2 separate regions of the Homo sapiens genome follow, and region 1 is linked to region 2. Evidence: read pairs that join two places in POLR2A ChIA-PET (ENCODE). Cell type or tissue: CD4-positive, alpha-beta T cell. All regions are shown on one strand. Links, peaks and the distances in the headings refer to the core of each region. The heading gives the core; the rest is flanking DNA.

Region 1 (4,401 bases), core at 166-4,165, 77 kb after region 2:
GTTGCAGATGACAGAATTTTCTTCTTTTCTAAGTCTGAATAGTATTCCCGTGTGTGTGTGTGTGTGTGTGTGTGTGTGTGTCTTACTTTCTTTAATCACACATGCATCAATGGACAGTTTTGGTTAATTCCATATCTTGGCAATTATTAATAATACTACAACAAACATGAGATTGTAGATACTTCATTGATCTACTGATTTCATATCTTTCAGACATATACCCAGAAATAGGATTGCTGCATCATATGATAGCTATGTTTATTTTTAATTTTTTTTAGAAATTAGATTTCACTCTGTTGCCCAGGCTAGAGTGCAGTGGTGGCATCCTAGATCACTGCAGCCTCAACCTCGTGAGCCCAAGTGATCCTCCCGCCTCAGCCTACAGAGCAGCTGGGAACACAGGCTCATGCCACCATGCCCAGGTAATTTTTAAAAATGTTTTGTAGAGATAAGGTCTTGTTGTGTTGCCCAGGCTGGTCTCAGATTCCTGGCTTCAAGTGGTCTCCCTGCCTTAGCTTCCGAAAGTGCTGGGATTACAGGTGTGAATCACTTAGCCTGGCATATTTTTAATTTTTTGAGGAACTGCCATATTGTTTTCTCTAATGGCTGCACTAATTTAAGTTCCCACCAACAGTGTGCAGATACTCCCTTTTCTCCACATCCTTGCCAACACTTATCTTTTGTCTTTTTAGTAATAGCTGCATGAGTATGAGATGAGATGATACCTCTTTGTACTTTTAATTAATATTTCCTTCATTATTAGTAATATTGAACACTTTTTCATATACCTATTGGCCATTGAAATGTCTTCTTTTGAGAAATGTCTACTCAGATACTTTGCTCATTTTTAAATTAAATTATTTGTTTCCTTGCTATTGAATTGTTTGAGTTCTTTTTATATTTTAGATACTAACCCCTTATTAGATGTATGGTTTGCAAATATTTTCTCTCCTTCTGTAGGTTGTCTCCATTCCTTTGATAATTTCCTTTGCTGTGCAAAAGCTTTTTGTTTTATGTCATTCATTTGTCTTTTTTTGCTTTTGTTGCCTGTACTTTTGGGGTCATATTCCAAACATTCATTGCCAAGACCAACATCAATAAATCACCCTTTGGGTTTTCTGCCAGTGGTTTTATAGTTTCAGCTTTTACATGTAAGTCCTTAATCAATTTCGGGTTTATTTTTATGTGGTATGAGATAAGGACCCAATTTCATTCTTCTGCATTGGATATCCAGTTTTCCCAACACTATTTATTGGAAAGAGTATCCTTTCACCATGTATGTTCAAGGTAACTTTCTCAAGGTTGCTTGGCCTATGAACGTATATATTTATCTCTGGGATCTCTATTCTGTTTCATTGGTCTATATGACTCTCTTTATGCCAGTACGATGCTGTTTTGATTACTATAGCTTTGTGCTACATTTTGAAATCAGGTAGTGTAAAGTCTCCTGCTTTGTTCTTCTTACTCAAGATTGCTTAGGCTATTTGGGATCTTTTGTGGTTCCATAGAAATTTTAAGACTGTTTTTCTATTTCTGTGGAAAATGTCCTTGGAATTTTGATAGAAATTGTAGTGAACCTGTAGTTCACTTTGGGTAGAATAAACATTTCAACAATATTAATTCTTCCAATCCATGAACATGGGATATCATTTCATTTATTAGTGTCGTCTTCAATTTCTTTCATCAATGTTTTATAATTTTTAATGTGCAGATCTTTCACTCCCTTTGTTCAACTTATTGCTAAGTATTTTTTTTGTAGCTATTGTAAATGGGATTGTTTTCTTGATTTCTTTTCTTTCCTTTTTTTTTTTGTGTTTTTTTTTTTTGTTTTGTTTTTTTGAGACAGAGTCTCATTTTGTTACCCAAGCTGGAGTGCAGTGGCTTGATCTTGACTCACTGCAACTTCCACCTCTTGGGTTCAAGTGATTCTCCCACCTCAACCTCCCGAGTAGGTGGGATTACAGGTGTCCACCACCATGCCCAGCAAATTTTTGTATTTTTAGTACAGACAGCATTTTACCATGTTGGCTAGGCTGGTCTCAAACTCCTGACCTCAAGTGATCCACCCTCCACAGCCTCCCAAAGTGCTGGGATTATAGGTGTGAGCCACCACGCCTGGCTGATTTCTATTTTGCATAGTTGTTATCGGACAGAAACACTGCTGATTTTTGCATTTCTAGTTTTGTACCTTGTAACTTTACCAAATGTGTTAATTAGTTCTAACAGTTCCTGTGGAGTTTTTAGGGTTTTCTTGTAGGGAGACCCCCTGAAACTATTGCTACAGAATAAAAGATGAAATGCTCCTGATTATTATAAATACAAAATTGCATGCAGGATTGTGTAAAGACAATGCAAGGTTGGGCTGCCTGAATGAGCCAACAGCACATGATGTGCTTCCTCCTGCAGAGAGCCTATAAACGGATGTGCAGTCAGGGAGGTTTCACATCACCAATATTCTTATCCCAGAAAAGCAGATGTTCACAGCTCTGGGAATGGAATGCGACCCTTGTGGAGAGCCTATAAATGGACGCATGAGGGGCGGCCATTCATATGTATAAAATAGGGTTTTAAATGCCCTTATCTTGCCATGGCTCTTCTAGGTCTCTTTAGGGTTAAGGCATACTCCCTTCTGAGAATTTGTGGTCTCACCGGTTGTCTAGTTTCACATCCTGTTTCCATCAATTGTTTGCAACCAGCTTTTGCTGCAACTGTTACTGCTGATTAATATCTTGCTAAACATAGGTTATGGATAGACTGTGTTTCTGTTTTAAGGCTCTGTTAAAAATCACTGACACACACACTGTATTGTAAATTCTTATCTCTGTATTCTGCACTTCTGCATACAGATGTTATGTTAAAGAATTACTTCATCCCCATGTGACCATCTCACCTCATAATCAAAGACCCTAAATCCCTCACTAACCTACCCCCACCCTCACTAAACTTAATAATAAATGCTGCTATATCCAGTGCATTCGTGGCATCACAAGACCAGAAGGCGGTGACCCCCCTGGACCCAGCTTTCACTATCTCGCATGTGTCTTTTATTTCTTGACCTGCCGATCCACCTGGGAACAAAGAAAGAGCCCCGTTGGATTGCAGGCTGCTGGTCAGATCCCACAATATTTTCCGTATATAATATCATGACATCTGCAAACACAGATAATTTTATTTTGTCCTTTCCAATTTGGGTGCCTTTTATTTCTTTTTCTTGCCTAATTGCTCTGGCTAAGAATTCAGTATCTCTTGAATAGAACCCATGGTTCCTGATTTCACTCTCAAGAGGGTGTCATTATCTTTTTCCACTTTTTTTTTTTTTTTTTTTTGAGATGGAGTCTCACTCTGTTGCCCTTCTTCCACTTTTAAAGTGGAAAGTTTCCCTTTTCTATTATTTTCTTCAACCACATTTAAAGCAGGAACTGGGGACTGTACCTTCCTTTAGAACTAACCAGCTTTCTCAACCTACTGCTTGCCCAAAGAATGTTGGAGTCCAAGGGTTGTGTTTAGTCTGAAAGCATCACAGTTTTTGCTTTCTGGATTTTAAAAATCTAGGTATGGCTCCTTGGCAATTTAACTTTCTCAAAAACTTCTTGTTGTTTTTCTAAATCTATACGGTCCCAGTTAACTCTGTGTGCTAATACAATTCAGTATTTTTGAGATGTGCTTCTCTCTTTAGATTTAATTATATTACCTTGAATTAGCAGGCTTTCATCAGAAAGCAATGCACTCAAGCTCTTTTCTCTGAGCAATTTTGTCTGAAAGGATTTATTGGCTGACATCTTAGTTGATTCAGAGGTTTCCACCATAGGTTTAATAGCTACTTATTAACTGCCTCTTTGCCAAAGACTGAGTTTGAATTTCTGTCTTTGTTACCCAAAGACATTCTCAGATTTTTTATTAGTTGAAGAAGAGAAATATTTGCAACTTCTTATTCTAAAAGTCCAAAAATGTGTAGACCATTTTCTTCCCTTCCTGCTTGCAAAGAGTTTAGTGCTTTTCCAAGCACATTTTTCCTCCCACCTTTTGTATTACCCTACCTAGTAGCGATCAAACTATATTACTAGCATCTGTTTCCTTACTTCTTCACTCAAATCCACAGGCTCATTTAATACATTATCTTCATTCTAAGTTATTAAAGGTGACTGTTTTGTCCAGTCTTTCACTGCTACAAAACAGGGGTTGACATTTTCCCAGCCTCCAATAATATTTTCTTCATTGCCCATCACTCAGCCCTGGAACCAAAGCCACAATTTAAATTATTTTGTTATGCAGCATCCCACTCTAAGCACCAATTTCTGTACAAATCAGAACTAGCCAGATTTTGCTGTGGTAACAAATTATCCCCAAAGTTTCCATGACTGTTTAAAAATAACAAATGTTAATTTCTTTCTTAAACTATAT
Region 2 (4,401 bases), core at 272-4,271:
CGGCATTTCTCTTCTGGAAGAAGCTTAGAATCATTTTATCCTATCAAAAAGAAAAAAAGATGGCCGGGTGAGGTGGCTCACACCTGTAATCCTGGCACTTTAGGAGACCGAGGTGGGAGGATCACTTGAGCCCAGGAGTTCAAGACCAGCCTAGGCAACATGGTGAAACTCTGTCTCTACAAAGAAATACAAAAATTAGCTGCATGTGGTGGCATGCACTTGTAGTCCCAGCTACCTAGAAAGCTGAGGTGGGAGAATCACCTGAGCTCAGGAAGTAGAGGCTGCAGTGAGCCATGATCATACCATTGTACCCCAGTTTAGGTGACAGAGCAAGACCCCGTCCCCCCCAAAAAAAAGTCTCCATGCTGTCCCTTTTTAGTCAAACTCTCCCCAAATCCCTAACCTCTAGCATCCATTGATCTGTTGCCTGTACCTATAGTTGTGCTTTACAGAATGTCAGGTAAGTGAAACCATACAGTACGTAATCTTGCCAGGTGTTAAGATGGCACTCTAATGCCTTCCTCACCATCCTTGTTTCCACCTCTTTGCCTCGCACTTTGGATGTCAGCAACACAAACTGCTTGGAGTGACCTGAATGGACCTTGCTTTTTATTTATTTATTTTTTTTTGAGACAGGATCTCACTCTGTTGTGCAGGCTGGAGTGCAGTGGTGTGACCTCAGCTGGCTGCAACCTCCGCCTCCTGGGTTTAAGCGATTCTCGTGCCTCAGCCCCCCGAGTGGGTGGGATTACAGGCACGCACCACCATGCCCGGCTAAGTTTTGTATTTTTTGTAGAGATGGGGTTTCACCATGTTGGCCAGGCTGGTGTTGAACTCCTGGGCTTAAGTGATCCAACTGCCTCGGCCTCCCATGGTGCTGGGATTACAGGCATGAGCCACCACGCCCGGCTTCCTTGCTGTTTCTTGTCCCTGAGTGTTAGTCATGTGCCCTCTTTTGACCATGTCTCTATTCTCCTCTTCAACTCACTAACTCCAAGTCATCCTTTAATAATCAGCTCAGGGCTGGGTGCGGTGACGCACGCCTGTGATCCCAGCACTTTGGGAGGCCCAGGCGGGCAGATCACTTGAGCCCAGGAGTTTGAGACCAGCCTGGCCAACATGGTGAAACCCCAGCTCTACTAAAAATACAAAAATTAGCCAGGCTTGGTGGCACACGCCTTTGGTCCCAGCTACTTGGGAGGCTGAGGCAGGAGAATCACTTGAACCCAGGAGACAGAAGTTGCAGTGAGCCGAGATCGCACCACTGGTGCGACAGAGCAAGACTCCATCTCAAAAAAAAAAAAAAAGAAGAAGAAAGAAAAAGAAAAAAGAAAAAAAAGAATCAGCTCAGGTGTTTCCTTCTTCATAAAGACTTTCATATTTTCTTCTTTCCTAAATTGTACCTTTCCTTGGTATTCACATAATACTTTCTGTCCTTCTCTCTAGTTGTATTGACCACTTTTTACCATAATTATTATTGTCTGTTTATACCAGCTAATTAGCGCCCCATCAAAATAAGAATTGTTTATCTTTTTATTACTAATGTATAACCTATTGTAGATACATAGTAGAGTCCCAGTGTTGATTAATTCTTCTACGTATAATGATGATTACTAGCTTGTCTGAGGCTTTTCTAATTTCTTCCCATCCTTTCCCTGTCTAGTATTTTCAGACAGAGTGGTATATACTCCAGAAAGCCTCTACAAGGAACTCTTCTCACAACATAAAGGACTCAGAGACTTAATAAATACAGAAATGCGCCCTTTCTCTCAAGGAATATTGATTTTTTCTCAAAGCTGGGCTGTGGATTTAGGTCTGCAAGAGAAGCAGGGAGTCATCTGTGATGCTCTTCTAATTTCCCAGAACAACACCCCTATTCTCTACACCATCTTCAGCAAGTGGGATGCGGGGTGCAAGGGCTATTCTATGATAGTTGCCTATTCTTTGAAGCAGAAGCTGGTGAACAAAGGCGGCTACACTGGGAGGTTATGCATCACCCCCTTGGTCTGTGTGCTGAATTCTGATAGAAAAGCACAGAGCGTTTACAGTTCGTATTTACAAATTTACCCTGAATCCTATAACTTCATGACCCCCCAGCACATGGAAGCCCTGTTACAGTCCCTCGTGATAGTCTTGCTTGGGTTCAAATCCTTCTTAAGTGAAGAGCTGGGCTCTGAGGTTTTGAACCTACTGACAAATAAACAGTATGAGTTGCTTTCAAAGAACCTTCGCAAGACCAGAGAGTTGTTTGTTCATGGCTTACCTGGATCAGGGAAGACTATCTTGGCTCTTAGGATCATGGAGAAGATCAGGAATGTGTTTCACTGTGAACCGGCTAACATTCTCTACATCTGTGAAAACCAGCCCCTGAAGAAGTTGGTGAGGTATGCTGCTTGTCTGTGTTCACTTTATTTTCTTGAGTGACTGTGGCTGGTGTGGCTTTCAGTTTACTTGCTAAAATTCATATTGTATTTACCATGACCAGAGGGGTTTAAGAGTAGAATCTGCTTTCTTTGTTTCATTGGGGAAAAACCTGACTCTGTTTCTTACAGTTTCAGCAAGAAAAACATCTGCCAGCCAGTGACCCGGAAAACCTTCATGAAAAACAACTTTGAACACATCCAGCACATTATCATTGATGACGCTCAGAATTTCCGTACTGAAGATGGGGACTGGTATGGGAAAGCAAAGTTCATCACTCAGACAGCAAGGGATGGCCCAGGAGTTCTCTGGATCTTTCTGGACTACTTTCAGACCTATCACTTGAGTTGCAGTGGCCTCCCCCCTCCCTCAGACCAGTATCCAAGAGAAGAGATCAACAGAGTGGTCCGCAATGCAGGTCCAATAGCTAATTACCTACAACAAGTAATGCAGGAAGCCCGACAAAATCCTCCACCTAACCTCCCCCCTGGGTCCCTGGTGATGCTCTATGAACCTAAATGGGCTCAAGGTGTCCCAGGCAACTTAGAGATTATTGAAGACTTGAACTTGGAGGAGATACTGATCTATGTAGCGAATAAATGCCGTTTTCTCTTGCGGAATGGTTATTCTCCGAAGGATATTGCTGTGCTTTTCACCAAAGCAAGTGAAGTGGAAAAATATAAAGACAGGCTTCTAACAGCAATGAGGAAGAGAAAACTGTCTCAGCTCCATGAGGAGTCTGATCTGTTACTACAGATCGGTGATGCGTCGGATGTTCTAACCGATCACATTGTGTTGGACAGTGTCTGTCGATTTTCAGGCCTGGAAAGAAATATCGTGTTTGGAATCAATCCAGGAGTAGCCCCACCGGCTGGGGCCTACAATCTTCTGCTCTGTTTGGCTTCTAGGGCAAAAAGACATCTGTATATTCTGAAGGCTTCTGTGTGACAGGAAACCCAAGCCTAAGAAACAATTAAGTGGTTCTCATCTCTAATTAACTGTGAAACCATTTAATCCAAACATGTAAGCACACACTCACTTATTAAGTCACATACTTTTCTAGGTGCTGGGGATTGAGAACGAATCGATGTAAGATTCCTCCTTTAGGGCAGAGACAGACCACTGACAAATACACAGATAGACAAGGAATTTCCCATGGTAAAAAGGGATATCAGTAATTAGAGGACCGTGAGACTCAGAGATGTGTGTGTGTGTGTGTGTGTGTGTGTGTGTGTGTGCGCGCGCGCACGTGCACATGTGTGTAGGTAGATGGAGGGGGTGATTATTTTGGGTGGTCAGGGAAGTGCTCAGTGAGGGAAGAACTTGTCATGAGAATCTCTGAGCGTGCCAGGCAGACTCGGATATTTTTATAAATTTTTAACATGGCCACTTGCAGAAGAGCTTGAATGGGACGTGCAGCGAGAATGTGAAGGATGGAGCAGGTAGCTCATCTGGCCTTGTAGGTGCCGGGAACGGGCAAGACATGTTTTGAAATGTAAGATCACAGACTGTTTTTTGCAAGACCACATTATATTACTTTATTATTTTCTGCTTTTTCTTTTAACGACATTAGTGTTTTTGATCACTATATTTTAAAATGCTTTTTGTGAGCCTTTTGGTTATGTGGAATCTGTTCCTTAGCTCTGATTTTTTATTCTTATGGAGCGTCTTAGGTTACTACATGAAGGTAAGACTGCCACAGTCCCCCAGGGAGGCACACTGTGTTTTACTGATTGATTTGAAGATGATAGAGAGCCTAGGGGGATGAGTCTATTGGACTCAAAGGTTACATTTTGTTTTTCCATTTAATTTAATAATCAACAAAACGACAAAGTCAGTTTAATATCTTTCTTCTGCTGAGTCTTCAGGATGTTAGCTAGTCTTTCAAAAGCCATTGCTACAAAAGTGCAAATTTCTCATTTCCTGTGGGTCTCTAGAAACTCTCTCAATATTTAAAGCCAAACAAATCCATCTTTTCTG

The links. ChIA-PET counts read pairs that join two places held together with the same protein. Peaks named below come from ENCODE experiments on the same cell type or tissue, not always from the same donor. Only the 100,000 strongest peaks of a DNase experiment are listed, where the experiment ranks them.
Region 1: POLR2A ChIA-PET joins it to region 2 with 5 read pairs; 2 of 35 experiments call an interaction of 5 or more read pairs at or near these places.

The regions. Positions count from the first base shown.
Region 1 is chr17:35,339,127-35,343,527 of GRCh38, forward strand. No RefSeq gene overlaps it. Among named protein-coding and RNA genes, the nearest start is that of SLFN11, 32 kb to the right of the region's middle. In CD4-positive, alpha-beta T cell, for the core only: no CTCF peak of the experiment used is centred there; DNase peaks (open chromatin) are centred at 2,395 and 2,665.
Region 2 is chr17:35,262,520-35,266,920 of GRCh38, forward strand. SLFN5 (schlafen family member 5) reads left to right here. Exons shown (of 5, transcript NM_144975.4): 4 at 1,664-2,384; 5 at 2,553-4,401. The coding sequence ends at 3,369. Among named protein-coding and RNA genes, the nearest start is that of SLFN5, 22 kb to the left of the region's middle. In CD4-positive, alpha-beta T cell, for the core only: no CTCF peak of the experiment used is centred there; no DNase peak of the experiment used is centred there.